2 separate regions of the Mus musculus genome follow, and region 2 is linked to region 1. A link is a contact called in ENCODE Hi-C or POLR2A ChIA-PET data. All regions are on one chromosome and are shown on one strand. Each heading gives the region's core, a stretch centred on a gene start or an enhancer-like site at or near the end of the contact. The rest is flanking DNA. Distances are from core to core; before and after follow the strand shown. Region 1 holds the start of Mre11a (MRE11A homolog A, double strand break repair nuclease). Region 2 holds the start of 4931406C07Rik (RIKEN cDNA 4931406C07 gene).

What was found. A loop is a pair of places that touch in the nucleus more often than their neighbours do. ChIA-PET counts read pairs that join two places held with the same protein, here RNA polymerase II (POLR2A).
Region 2: a loop to region 1 is called in a map of adrenal gland, with 3 times the contacts of the local background. The contact joins the promoter of 4931406C07Rik here to the promoter of Mre11a in region 1. A Hi-C loop is called at or near these places in 1 of 37 maps with a recorded cell type or tissue (adrenal gland). POLR2A ChIA-PET finds 5 or more read pairs at or near these places in 2 of 5 experiments (both embryonic stem cell).

Annotation. Positions count from the first base shown.
Region 1 is chr9:14,780,181-14,787,117 of GRCm38, reverse strand. It overlaps Mre11a (MRE11A homolog A, double strand break repair nuclease), which reads right to left and starts at 2,464. Exons shown (of 20, transcript NM_018736.3): 1 at 2,361-2,464; 2 at 1,590-1,687; 3 at 108-240. The coding sequence starts at 1,609. It overlaps Ankrd49 (ankyrin repeat domain 49), which reads left to right and starts at 2,545. Exons shown (of 3, transcript NM_019683.4): 1 at 2,545-2,598; 2 at 4,156-4,503; 3 at 5,507-6,937. The coding sequence starts at 4,249. The coding sequence ends at 5,968.
Region 2 is chr9:15,302,201-15,309,322 of GRCm38, reverse strand. It overlaps 4931406C07Rik (RIKEN cDNA 4931406C07 gene), which reads left to right and starts at 3,156. Exons shown (of 9, transcript NM_001199485.1): 1 at 3,156-3,286. It overlaps Taf1d (TATA-box binding protein associated factor, RNA polymerase I, D), which reads right to left and starts at 3,109. Exons shown (of 7, transcript NM_029248.2): 1 at 3,040-3,109; 2 at 1,502-1,595; 3 at 408-798. The coding sequence starts at 1,569.

The DNA of each region.
Region 1 (6,937 bases), core at 1,215-3,714:
AAGAAATGCCGAATGCATGAGGTTATATAATTAACTCTAACTTAATGGAAAAGAGCCTGTTACCAAGGAAGTACATTAGAGCATGCACAAATATACCCCAAACTCACTTCATTTTCCAGGGCAAGTCTTAAGATTTCATCAAATGTCACAAATGTATCATTTCCTCTAACTGCATCTTTCTCCATAAATCCAAGATGAATATCAGTGGCAACCAGGATTTTAAATGTGTCTTCATCGTCACTGTATAAAGAAGAGAACACAATTCAATGCAATCCATTAAAAAGATATTCAAACAAGCAGAAGATAAGCAATAACAAAACTGTAACGCAAAATCCTGTTTATAGCCTCAGCATGAAAGTCTGCAGTACTCAACAGATCGTTAGCATCACAGCTTTCTAATCACAAGTTCAACACAGAGCCACTGTGAGTGACACTGGAAGTGTTCCGTCTGCTCTGAAATTTATAAGCTTCATATAACCAGCTTTATGTAGTCAGGTCTGTTCCCTAGATAGCTCCACAAAAATCCAAAAGGCTTTGTTTGCTCTCTTGTTAAGTATCTGACTGTACACTTTTCCAGGAAAGTTATTTAATAGTCTTCCTCTGAGTGTAAGAATAGATTTTATACTAATATACTAGTTGCTTACATTCCAATCCCTGATGGCGTCTGCCTGACTCTGCTGTTTACATAGTTTTCAACAATAAATGTGGCCAAATAACAGAACAGAATTCTTTAAACCCAAACAAAGGTACTTTCAGGTAAATCAGCAGCTTAAGAATTATTAACACCCATTTATACTTAGCATTAAGTTTAGTTCTTTATATCTCAGTCCCTGCAGAGAAAGAGGCAAGCATGGTCACTATCTCTAAAAAATAAGGCCAGACACAGAGATAGTAACTCGTTCATCACACAACCAGTTGCAGAAACAAGACTAAGGCAGTAAAAGTTAGGCTATTTTCACTCGTATAGTTAGTTCACTTTTGTATATAACTCCACAGATCAGAAACATCCACAATTGTATGCACGAAGCCCTGGGTAACCCACAAACTTCTCAGCTCCCACAGCTGTACCCTTCCACTCTCATTCAGACCTCAAAATTAACTGGAAAGGAGTATTATTAGTCTAGTTATGCAAATGAAAATAAAACCAGGCAAGCCAGAGAACTGCTGATCTTCCTAACATTAAACAGCTAATTTTGACCAAGAACTTGAAACCAGAGTGGAAGACACCACTCGTGTTCAAGGATTTTCTTCTGCCACCTGACTTCTATAGTCCTTTTATTTCTTTCCATTTTGTTCAAATTCACTTCAACTAGGGTAACTTACTCTAAAGGACTATTTATAGACTCGAGACTAAGACAAAGCCAGAGAGCATGAGCCTCCCTGCATGGCCATGTAATTACTGCAACACATTCATCTATTGCTCCACCTCATTATTTATTTATTTATTGCTAATAAGCATAAGTATGTGCTTTTAATTATGCATGACAGACGTTTTGGGGGATACTCTATCCATTATTAAATTCTGTTGCTGTTTATATTAAAATATCACTTTTCTCGTAAGGTCATCACAATTAATATGTCAGGCTTACAGTGGATCTGTGGGGCTCATTTTTATAGTAGAGTTCCTCTGTACCAGGTTCCTCTCCAAGTGTTCAGGTATGTCAGAAAAACCACTCGAATCCAAACTCTAAAAATAAATACCAAAATGCACATATTATAAAGGTTGCACATATTTCACTAACATGAGCTCAGTTGCAGGGTAGACTTTTTGAACAAGCGCTAGTGATTTTGAGAAAGTCCTATGTACGTCTTCAACACTTACTATAATTGTTTCATGACCTAAGAACAGAAAGCCACATCCTGAAGTGAAGTCCTAATTGCACTATCACTACTATTTCTCTACTATCTTCTTCATGAGATTGGTGTGTAGTAAACCCCTGGACAGGAAAAATGAAACGTAACTTTCTACGTGCATAATTTAAGCTGCTCCGCGCAGGACTTTGAATCAGAGGCCACCCCATACTCTTAACACTAACATGGGTTTTATGGGGCAGCCCACATTTAAAGACAGAATAAATAACCAACACATGGTCTAAGTGGAACACCTCGCATCCCCAGCTCGGCGAAGGCGGCGCTGCCACTACAGGAGACCTCCCACCCGCGGGACTCCGAGGCGGACTCCGAGGCGGAACGCAGAGCCCGCATCCCTCCATGCCCACCCGGCCCGTCTTCCCTAACGGCCCCACGCACTCGGGGCTTCCGTTCGCCCCGGACCCGCACGCTACAAGACCGTAGCAAAGCCTAAGTTACCCAACATGGACTTGTCAGAGTCGACCAGGGAGGCCACAAGCCATCTCTACCTCAGGAAAAGGGGGCGGGAGTCTCCAGAACCACAAGAAAACCGCTCCCAGAAACCTGAATTAGGCGCGGGAGAGCGGCATCCGTACTTCTCGCGAGATCCATTGATGACGTGACATCACAGAATGTCTAGATTCTCATTGGCTACAGAATGGCTCCGTCACCTCACAGGAGCCAATCCTGAGCAGCGAAGGGGCGAACCCGGAAAGGAAGTTCTCGGTGAGGTTCTCTCTGTGAAAGGTGAGGCGCGTGTCCGGAGCGGTGGGGCGGGCGGCTGTGGGCGGCCGGCCACCTCGCAGGTAGCATCGTGGCAGAGTCTTCGCTTTGCGATTCGGAAGGCCTCGCCTGCTAGACCAAAGACCTTTCTTCCCTGCTTCCCCTGACGATCGCCCCAGAAGCCTCGGTTTTGTGTTTTCAGAGAACCTTGAAGAAAGTGCAGTAGAAATGATTTGGAGCCTTGAGTTAGAGCAGACCCCCTCAGGACCTCAGAAGGGCCCGTGTACCGCAGCGACAGTGATCTGTCAGTACCCGAGCGCAGGCCTCTGAAATGGGGGGCTCCACCCAATGAGATGAGAACTGGAACAGTTGCTATCTCTCTCAAAATGGAGGGTTCCCTTTAAATTAGGAAATGCATCCTATTCCTCCATAATAGTATGCATCGAGCTTTATACCCAGAGTCGAGATACATTTGGGTTTGATTTTTTAATTAAGCATACCAAGACAATAAGTTAAGAATTAATATGAAGGAGTTTTCAGGTGTGGGAAGGGGGGCTGCGATCTGTGCCATATTTTGGTTAGTGACATCTGTTAAGCGCTTAATGAATTGGTGTATAGTAGCTTTTTAAAAAATGAGTTTGAAGTGAAAGGAAATATTGAAAATGTTAAGAAAATAGTTCTGATAGTTCTTTTAAAAAAGAAAAAAGAAAAACACAATGCTGCCAAAACCTTAACAAATCCCTTAATGGAGTTTATAGGCCCTAAGAAGTCATTGGTCATGATTCTGATACTCTTGTCACTAGTGATGAAGCTTAATTGGACAATGGAATATTAAACTTGAAATTAAGTAGAACAAATCTATGAGGAGTGTGTATAACTAAGTTCCTCTTAGAGGCCATTCAGAGCAAGATTAAATGATAGGTCTTAAGTTTAATGATACAAATAGTTCTTAATGCAGGTTACATACAAATGGCATAATAATCTGTGTTAAAGATGGCCTATCCTTAAAAGCTTAATAGCAAAACAATATAAGACATAGCACCTGAAATAATAAACATTAGATTCTAATTGGGTCAACAGAAAGAAGTGGTAACACTAACAATAGCAACAAAAAACTGCCAAATTCAACAAATATGGTTAAAAGATTGATGGTTTTCAAAGTAACTTCTCATTTTCTTTAAGGCTTATGTGCTAGGTAACTCTTGAAGTTGATGTCAGTGTATAAATTAATATGGCAGTTTATCAGAAGACTAATCTTTTAGGACTGGGTGAACTATGGTCCTCCTGTGTACTCACTGTCAGGACTCCATCAGTTTTAACATACCTAAATTAATAGATTAAAATTAAGATAGTTGTAGCCATTTACTTAGTAGAAGAAAGCATTTCTAAAAGGTAAAGACTATAAATGATCATAGATAGCAGAAATCTCTGAAATCTTATATTTAGTAAACTTAATGGATATGAGAAAACACCAAAGCCTTATGACATAGAATTTATCTGGCTTGTTTGTAAGGTTGTATCCGTGCTGTTAATAATATCTAGTTACTGCTGTGCTAACAACTGTTGTGTTTGTGTTTTCAGGTTAGAAAGAATCAAACAATGCAGACATAATTCATCTCCTTAAAGATTGCGCCCTAGTACTTGAAATGCTTTTTATTTAAAAGAGTAGTAAAAATGGAAAAAGAAAAAAAGGATGATGAAAAACCAGACCTGGAAAACTCTGTGGACTTTTCTGAACAGTTTAACCAGCTTGAATTGTTGAAAACTCATGGACACCTGATTCCCACTGGTACTCAGAGTCTCTGGGTAGGCAATTCTGATGAAGATGAAGAGCAAGAGGAAAAAAACGAAGAGTGGTACCAATTGCAAGAAAAAAAGATGGAAAAAGATCCAAGCAAATTGCTTCTTTGGGCTGCTGAAAAAAATCGGGTAAAAAAAAGAAACCATTACATAGTTGGAAAAGCATTTGGTTTGGAGCCCAAAGACCTACTCCTAAACATCTTATCTTTACCTTTTGGCACATTCCAACATTTTTGACCCTTTAATTTCTTGTCTTTAAAAATGGTAGCTTAATATTTTTCTCATTTATAGGAGTGCCACATGAAGTAGTGTATATGAAAGTGCACATTATGTTATAAGCTGGCTCTAGATGTTTGGGGGTAATTATAAACAGTCCTCTAATTAAATTACTAGGATCCTTCTACACGTCAGCATTACTGAGAACAAGTAAGATGGAGACTAACTTAGCTGCAACTCCACCAAGTGTCTTACTGCACTTGTTTACTCCCCACAGTCTTGCGAGGAGGCAAATGTCATCCAAAACACTCTCAGACTCAGTTCTTCCCACTTGACCATTTGTACTTAACTTTACTAAGTTCTCCCATATCCATGTTAGTAAGTCAAAACCAGAAGTGTTTTGCAGTGTATGATAGCTTTTCAATCCCAGAGCACAGTGTCCTCTGTCTGGTCCATAGACCAGCCCAGACATGGTGCACAGCAACATGAGAAGAAGATGTGCTCCTTAGTCTCTAGCTGGCTTCAACATCGCTTTATTCTGCTGTTAAAAGTAGTTTCATTTTTTATTTTCTGGTTCATATACCATGTCTATTGATACAATCTGATACAGGAAAATTAGGCTTGCTTTAGAGATGACATATAAACTATATAGATAAGCCCTTTGTTCATCTAGGGCCCAGGTATGGGACAGTAGGCATTTATTAGAGTAGGATAATGTGATAGCTTAGGGTGATAATCAGAGAATCAGATTCCCGCGTTGCTCCTGAGTGTAATGAGCTTTAACTTGCTCACTATTAATCAGTTACCCTCCTCCCCTAAAAGGGAATCTTAAAGTCTAAAGCCACTGGATGGTGTAATTATCTTTGTTCATTGTCTTTTTCAAGTTGAACGTTTAAAGTTCTCTTTTTTCCAATAGCTTGCTACAGTGCAGAGACTACTCTCTGAGAAGGCCGCTGAAGTGAACACTAGGGATGAAGATGAGTATACCCCTCTTCACCGAGCAGCCTACAGTGGGCATATAGATGTTGTTCGTGAGCTGGTGGCTAAGGGGGCAGATGTTCATGCAGTGACTGTGGATGGCTGGACACCACTGCATAGTGCTTGTAAGTGGAATAATACCAAGGTGGCCTCTTTCTTACTTCAGCATGATGCAGACATCAACGCCCAAACGAAAGGCCTTTTGACCCCTTTGCACCTTGCTGCTGGGAACAGAGACAGCAGAGACACTCTGGAACTCCTCCTGATGAATCGTTACATCAAACCAGAGCTGAAGAACAACTCACAAGAAACTGCTTCTGATATCGCCAGGAGGACAAGCATCTATCACTACCTCTTTGAAATTGCGGAAGGCTGTACAAACTCTTCACCTCCGTCTTAATGACTCTAGTAATTTTAAGTTTCAAAGTACCAGTGCCTCCCATGTGTGAGATGTAAAATATTCCCATGTACAGAGAAAAGATGTCTCACTACAGAAGTTCTGTTGTGCGCATCACAGCTTTCTTCCAAGTAAGCTGCCCGACCTTGATGTCACATGTATTTGAGAGGTATTTGGGTACATCTGTGGAGATTTCTGCAGTGTGTGGTTTTTATCAGAAATAATTTTGCAGGACACAGGTAATACAGAAACTAAGGATATTTTTTGGTGCTGATCCAAGAGAAAAGTATTTTTAAATATCCCGTACCCTGGGTCTTTGTTCAGTTTAGCACATTGACTTGTATTTTTATAAGCTAACTCCAAATTTTCATCTTTAACATACTGGTGCAGTTTAGCTGTCTTCTCTGCATCTCCAGTTTCTTTAATTCTAAACAAGAAACACTAAAAAATTCGTGTCTTAACATCTTTGTAAGTTTAAAAAAAGTAGTGGAATGTTTAGATGTTTTGTTTTTGAAGATGTAGGCCATTCTGAGAAAAGCAGTTGGGAGATGTTTAATCCTTGAATGTTTTACACTGCCTCCCCCACCACATTCATAACCCTGTGGACAGTCCTACCTCACCCTGGTCAACCCATGTGACCCTTACTGTTATGGCCAGACAGTGTCTCCATTTAGACATGCACAAAACTGTTTCTTGGTCCAAAAGATTAAAACTGCCCTCTGAAGTGTTCACCTTTCTCTCTTGCTGGATTAGGCATTACTCATAAGTTCCAGGAAATGTCCAGCACTATCCCCACGGCCCTCATTTTCTACAAGCCATGACAAAGGAAAAAGGACAAGGAATTCTAACAGTGAGGAATGATTGTCATATGGGACCAGAATATCATGTGGCTCAGGCTTTCTTAAAACAGAAAAAACAAAAACAAGCAACCAAACAAACAAATGAAAAAAACAAATCAAAACAAAAAAAAAA
Region 2 (7,122 bases), core at 1,907-4,406, 520 kb before region 1:
CCCAGGACCAGCAGCTTCCTTCATGGTCCTATTCTCCAGCCCTTCCTGGGACTTCTAAAAGTGGGCCTTAAATGGTACCATACCTTCTCTCTCGCCTGTACTCAAAGGATTGACTACTGCTGAAAGCAAGCTGGGTGTGGTGTGCTTCAGAATAGTCTAGAGATAATATAAGGGACCTCAAGGGACCCAGCTGGAGTACAACTCCATAAATCTGTGTGCACACTGATAAATATGCTTGTGCACATTTCTCTAGTGATGCAAGAGATGAAAATTGGAGCACTTTATATGGATGTCACTATTGTTAAAAGTAACAATCTGTTTCAGGTGTCCCTCAAACAATTAAGAATGGCCAACAAACCATTCAATCTTACCTAATGTATTCACCTACATTTAAAAAAAAAACTCACCTCATATGTTAAAATTTTCTTCCAAGGTAAAGGTTTTCTTCCACTCTCAGATTCTAAGAATGGAAACACAGCTCCTTTGTCTTTAATTTGTTTTGCATCTATTTGCGACCTTCTAGTGATCCTCGTTCCCGATGGTTTTCCTCTTGGTCTTCCTCTTGGTCTTAATTTTGGCTCATATTTTCTCTTTTTCCTCTTTTTCCGTTTCTTTTTTTTAAATCTTTCAAAAATAGCCTTTAAAGTCAGAGGCCTTGGTTCTATAGAAGAGTCACTTGATGAATCTGTTTCAACACTTGCAGGTAAAGTAACACGTTTCACAGTAGGGTGTCTTTGCTTTTGTATAGGTGAAGGAGCACACTGAGTTTTAAATAAGCTGCCATCAGAGGAGTCATCACTAAAACAAAAATGAAACTGCATCAGTTATCATTAGCTATAATCCTCCCCGAGTTTCAAGGCCATGCTCCCAATCATGCATTCCTTCAGTTCACAGCTCCAACAGCCTTTACTGCCCTTAGAACACCAGACAAAAGCATGACAAACCTAAAAACCATGTTAAAATTTCAAAGTGCATTTCTTCAAAGATCAACCCCCTAAAATCATACCCAGCATTTTAGAATAGATTCAGTACCAGTTAACCACTAGTACTTACTATTATATCTAAAACAAGACAGTTGGTTAAAATGTTCAGTTTTAACTTTCAAAAGCACCACTTAATCACTAAAGCTTCCACTATCTACCTACTAAACAAAAATGGGCCAATAAAACCAGAACTAGCCCCCCAAATGTAGTTTTCTTGGAAAAAATAAACTATGTTCCATTCCTACATGTTCAGGTTGGTAGAATTATACAGTTTTAATCAAACTGTCAAGCTAATATAAATGCTAATTGAGGTTCTCTCTATCTATTTTAAGTACAAGCATTACAAATAACTTGCTGGAGTGCAGGGTGTGGTAACATGCCTTTAATCCCAACTCTTGAGAGGTAGATGGGCAGGATTACCTGGGTGAGGGCAGCCATGGCTCTATCTACTGAGATGTCTCAAAAATAAATTGAACATTTGGACTGAATCTCTAGTTTACCCACAAAAGCTACCTTACCTTTGGTCTCCAGTATCTCCAGCTCTATCCGATGCCACACAGACAGAATTCACTTCTGATTGAGCCATCACTTTTCGCGGCCTTTCCCAATTTTCTGCAATCACAGATTTCAATGATGTACCAGCAGTCTAAGTTCAGCATACTCCTTCCCACTGTGTGAATTTCTGTAAAATCCCTATGGATAGTACATTTTATATCTACTTTAAAGCCTCTGAGTGGGCTTGTTTCCAGTATCCACATCGGGTTGCTCACAATCTCCTGTTAACTCCAGCTCCCTGTTAGTGATCTTTTGTCTTCCAGAGTACCCTCACACATATGGCATAGTTTTCTTTAAATATGTGAGTGAAAACAAGAAGCCACATTCCAATGCAGTTTGTTTTCTCACTAAATCTACCCCCAAAACCCGACATGGCTTTAACCACCACCTAGCCTCACAGTAGCATTTCTAATTCCAATCTGGGCTGCGAACTCGACACTGAAACAGAGTTCGGGTAGTTGGGATATGGCGATAGTGGCTCAAAAATCACTACTGATCAAATGGTCACAGGCCTGTAATCCTAACAACGTGTAAAAGAACCTTTAGATTATGGCTGAGACGATAGCCTAGCAGTTAAGTATACTGTCAATGGCCGGGCGTGGTGGCGCACGCCTTTAATCCCAGCACTCGGGAGGCAGAGGCAGGATTTCTGAGTTCGAGGCCAGCCTGGTCTAAAAAGTGAGTTCCTGGACAGCCAGGGCTATAAAGAGAAACCCTGTCTCGAAACCTCCCCCCCCAAAAAAGAAATGAATAGAATACTGTCAATGGACTAAGATGAGACTCCCAGAACTCACATGCCAGCCTAAAAATAGCTGTAAGCAGTCCTAAGAGATTCGATGTCCTCTTCTGGGCTCTGTGAGCACTGCGTGCACGTGGTGTAGAAATATTAGGCAGGCAAAACGGCCATATGTACTAAAGGAGAAAAGACTACAGTTTTCCTAGGCTACACAAAATCCTAGAACTAAAAATAATCACAACTTTCGAGGATAAGAAAAACAGGGTGACTACGACCTTAGATTGCAAAATGCCCGCTACATGAATTGCTTTTTTAAATTAACCCACCAAAACTGAAATTTAAGGTTGACCCGGTCGCCCCAACGATATGCCTGTGAGTAAATCAAAGATAATTCCTAGGAATCACTCCCACCTGTACGCTACTTTACAGTTCCGAGACTACAAGCTTTGGAGGCCACGTGGTGAGCTGCGTCGACTATGCGCCGTGGGCCCGCTGCAAGACCCTTTCGGAACGTAACCTAAGAGATGTGCGCAGGCAGCACGCGACCCCTTACACGGCACTAAAAACGCCCTCCAGGCCCAGAACACCTCGGCCTCTCCCAACAGCGACCCGGAGCCTCGTGCGGCCTGCGGATGGCGGGATTCCGGCCCGCTGCTCTGGCCCTACAAGAGCGCCGTTTCCGCGCGGACCGCAGCCCAAAGAACCCCGCCCTGCGGCCCCGTCGCCCGCAGCAGACCTGAGCGGCCACAGTGAACAACCGCTTACCTCTTCCGCCGCGTCGAAAAGAGCGCTCCCGGCGCCCAGCAGCCGGACTAGGACAAGGACGAAATCTCGCGTGAGTACACGTTGGTGGGCGTGGCTGTGCGTGTGGTGGGCGGGCCTCCGGGAGGGGCGGTACCCCGGCTCTCCCTTGGCCTAGAGCTATCAGAAAAGACTGGCAGGAGACTAAACCTGTGTTCGAACCTGAGTGGAAAGAAGGCCTTCCTGCAAGTGGGAGGACACTGCGGGCCAGGTGAGCGTCGATTTGTTGTGGTGACTGAGCCCGCAGTGTGCCAAGCTCTCTGTCAGACTAAGGGTGGCATGTGTTATGGATTTCTGTACTGTCCCTGTGTCCTCACTTGCCTCCTACTTTTTTTTTTTTTTTTTTTTGGTTTTCGAGACAGGGCTTCTCTGTGTAGCCCTGGCTGTCCTGGAAGGCACTTTGTAGACCCGGCTGGCCTCGAACTCAGAAATCCACCTGCCTCTGCCTCCCGAGTGCTGGGATTAAAGGCGTGCGCCACCACGCCCGGCACCTTCTACTTTTTGACCCCTGCACACACTGTCCAACAGTCTGTGGAATCCTGCAGCATTGACTCTGGCTTTGCACCCATGCAGGTCCACTAGGACTAAGTTGTAAGGGAACATTACAAACACCTTATTGAGTGCGTGACAAGATCTGTGGTGAGAGGGCAGATATTACTATCCCTTGAGTTCTCATAGACAAACACATTTCAAATGTAAAGTTGTTGGCCTAGAGATATAACTGGATTATAGAGAGCTTGCCTAGTGTACATGGCACCACGGAGAAAAAAAAATAAAAACAAAAAAAGCAAACAAAGACCTGTGTGTGTGGTTAGATCAGTATGAATATAGGGTCCTATGTGACTGAATGAACTATTTGCAAAGCTGTAAAGCCAGCCTTGTGCTTGAACCCTACTAGTCTAGTATATCGTAAAAGTGTGGTATATCATAAGTACCTAATAATTAGCAATATATTGTGTGCAATATATTTGGAAGAGAGAAGTCCCCTCTAGGTGGAAGATGGGCACTTCTCCTGGTGCTGCAGGATTATTCTGAAGTCTTCCTGGTGTCAGCCAAAGGGGCCATTTCTTCACTGCTGATTCAGCTTAGGGTGGGGTGCATTCTGGATTTACAGACCTGCCTTTGAGTTTGTTGTTGTTGCTGCTGTTGTTTGACACATGTCTCTTTATGTAGCCCTGACGATCCTGGAACTTGATTTGTAAACCAGGCTGGCTTTAACCTCACAGAGAACCTCTTGCCTTTACAGCCCTCTGCCTCCAGTGCTGGAGCTAAACATGTGCACCACCATGCCTGGCTTGAACCTGCTTTTGAATCCTGTTTCTGCCATGTAACAACTGAATGATCTTGAATAAATTTTGTTTCCTTTTCTGTACAGTAAGAAGTACAATATGTCTGTCATGGATTTGAGAATTTTGAGGGACTTTAAAGGGCCTGACAATTTCTGAATACAGGATGGCCTTAATCATGACACTCAGCATGATTGTCACCGTTAGCCTGTTGCTTTCCGTGTCGTTTCTCCCCCTGCACGTTTCTCTACCCTGTGTCTGAGCCATTGGCTCCCACCACTTACATCAGGAAAGTAAATATCTGCCTTCATCTGGCTGGAAGCTGTGCTGGAGCAGCTCTGACTATCGATGGAAACCATTCCCTTTGGCTCCTAATTCCAACTCCAACCTCTGCACACACGTGTTCTCCCCTGCCGTCATCTACACAAACGTACATTTCTAAACCAGTTATTCGGTCTGGAGAGTCCCATGGTTAGACTTTGTCTCTATTTTGGTAGGAATATAAAACAAACTGATTTTCTTTTAAGAAAGTAGAAAGTATAAAATTAGGGATATTGCTGGGCGGTGGTAGCACATGCCTTTAATCCCAGTACTCTGTGAGTTCGAGGCCAGCCTGGTCTACAGAATGAGTTCTACAGGACAGACAGGACTAGACAGAAAAATCTTGTCTCCAAAAGGGGGGTGTTACTCTAATTTGAATTCCTATTATTCCTATTATTCTACTACAAGTATAATCATCTAAAGTGCTTTCATTTTCCTCACTATATACTGAGCTATACTAAGACTGGGTGTGGTAGTACATACATCGAACTGGCCCAGCACTCAAGGGATCCAAACAGGAAGAGCACAGTACCAGACTAGCCTGGGCCATATAGTGAACCTTATCTCAACAAAAAATAAAGTAAAATCAAGCAATCAGCATTGGATTAACACACTGCTCATTGAGCAGATTGGGCATGTCTGTATACTAGGCAATATCTCTGGACGCCTGGTACAAAGTGTGATAGACTGTTAACATGGGGCATCTGGGTAAAGAGTGTGGAAGCTAGATTTGTATATGATATATCAGTCTTAAACTATTTCAAAGAAAATTAGCATGTTTTACTTCTAAACCATTAAAAACAATCAATTGAAAAATATGTTTAGAGTAATTCAAGTATGATTATAGCAGCTGGGACCTATTTTCAATAATTACTTATATTTCATTGGAAACACACGAGTATATGTGTTAAATAATTAAAAGACAGTAAAAACGAATGTTTGGTAAAGTACTAAAGTAAATGTCACCTATTTCAGCTACCTTGGAGGCTGAGGCAGGAGGATGATTTGTGGAGACAATGTAGGGATCCTATATCTTTAAAGAAAGACTGTAAATATAAGGTGCTAAATATGTACAATGGCACGTTCATGGAAGATATATGTTCTGAAAGTATGGTCAAAAATAGAAATCGTAGGCCAGAGATGGCTTAGGGGTTCTACGTGCAGAGAGAGCTGACTCCTGCAAGCTGTCCTCCGACCTCCACATGGGGGTTGTGGCATACACACAAATAAATACTTTTAGTGAAATAATTTATTAAAACGCCTAAGCCTAAGAAACATGAGCCTGTAGAACTGGCTCAGCAGTTAAAAGCACACACTGCTTTCCACCCGGACTGAGCTCCACTCTCAGCACACAGGTCAAGGCTTCCTTGTCAGCCACCTATGATTGTGCTTCACTGGAGACACAGAGGCAGGACCTGTGAGTTGGAGGAATTCCATTATGTAGACAGGGTATGGATAAGTGAGGGACCCACTTTTCATTTGCTGCGTGAGCACTTTTAAACCCAACCATTCTGATTAAGGAGGTGTTCCATTAACAATATTGAGTGCTAGCTACTCCCATGGTGCTCTGGGAGGCAGGAATGCCCTCAGTGATTTGACTGTCCTGTGCTGTGATTGGCCCTGCCTGTCTCCGCCCTGCCCATCTCCTTTTCTTTCCCTGACTCCCTCTAGCCATGTCACTGAGCTTGCTTATAAGGCTGATTTCCTGAACAGGGACATAAGTACCAATCTATGAATATGTGCTTGGTTTTTTGTGAAGTGCTTTTGCCATGCATTTTTGGAAAATATAAGATTATGATTGATTAGGTTACCAGATTAATCGAACGCTAAAAGTACTTACCAAGTAAGTATATTTATTTATAAATTAAAGTAAAAAAAGACTTTCAGAATCTAATCATTCATAGGTTTCCATTTCAATTGGTAACTAAAATTTTCTCTTATTAATATGACAGATAAAAGGAATAATTCAAATTAAGGAAATAAGATTTTTTTTTTTTTAGCTTCAGGGAAAAAAAAAAAACAAACTCCTGTTATACTATTATAATGCCAGACTTTGTTGTTTTGTTATTACTGAGGTCTACTTTTAGAATAAAATTTGTACTCTGTTTAAAAATAATAAGGGTGGGTAGTCAGGCCAGCATGATCGCTCAGTGGGTGAAGTTAGTTACCAGTAAGCCTGACTGAGTTCAGTTCCTGGCATCCACACGGTGGAGGAGAAACCAACTCCTACAAGTTGTCCTGTGACCTCTACAGGTATGCACAAGGATACACACACACACATGCATGTACATACAAACACAAATAAATGTAGTATTAAAAACAGTGGAGGGCTGGTGAGATGGCTCAGTGGGTAAGAGCACCCTACTGCTCTTCCGAAGGTCCGGAGTTCAAATCCCAGCAACCACATGGTGGCTCACAACCATCCGTATTGAGATCTGGC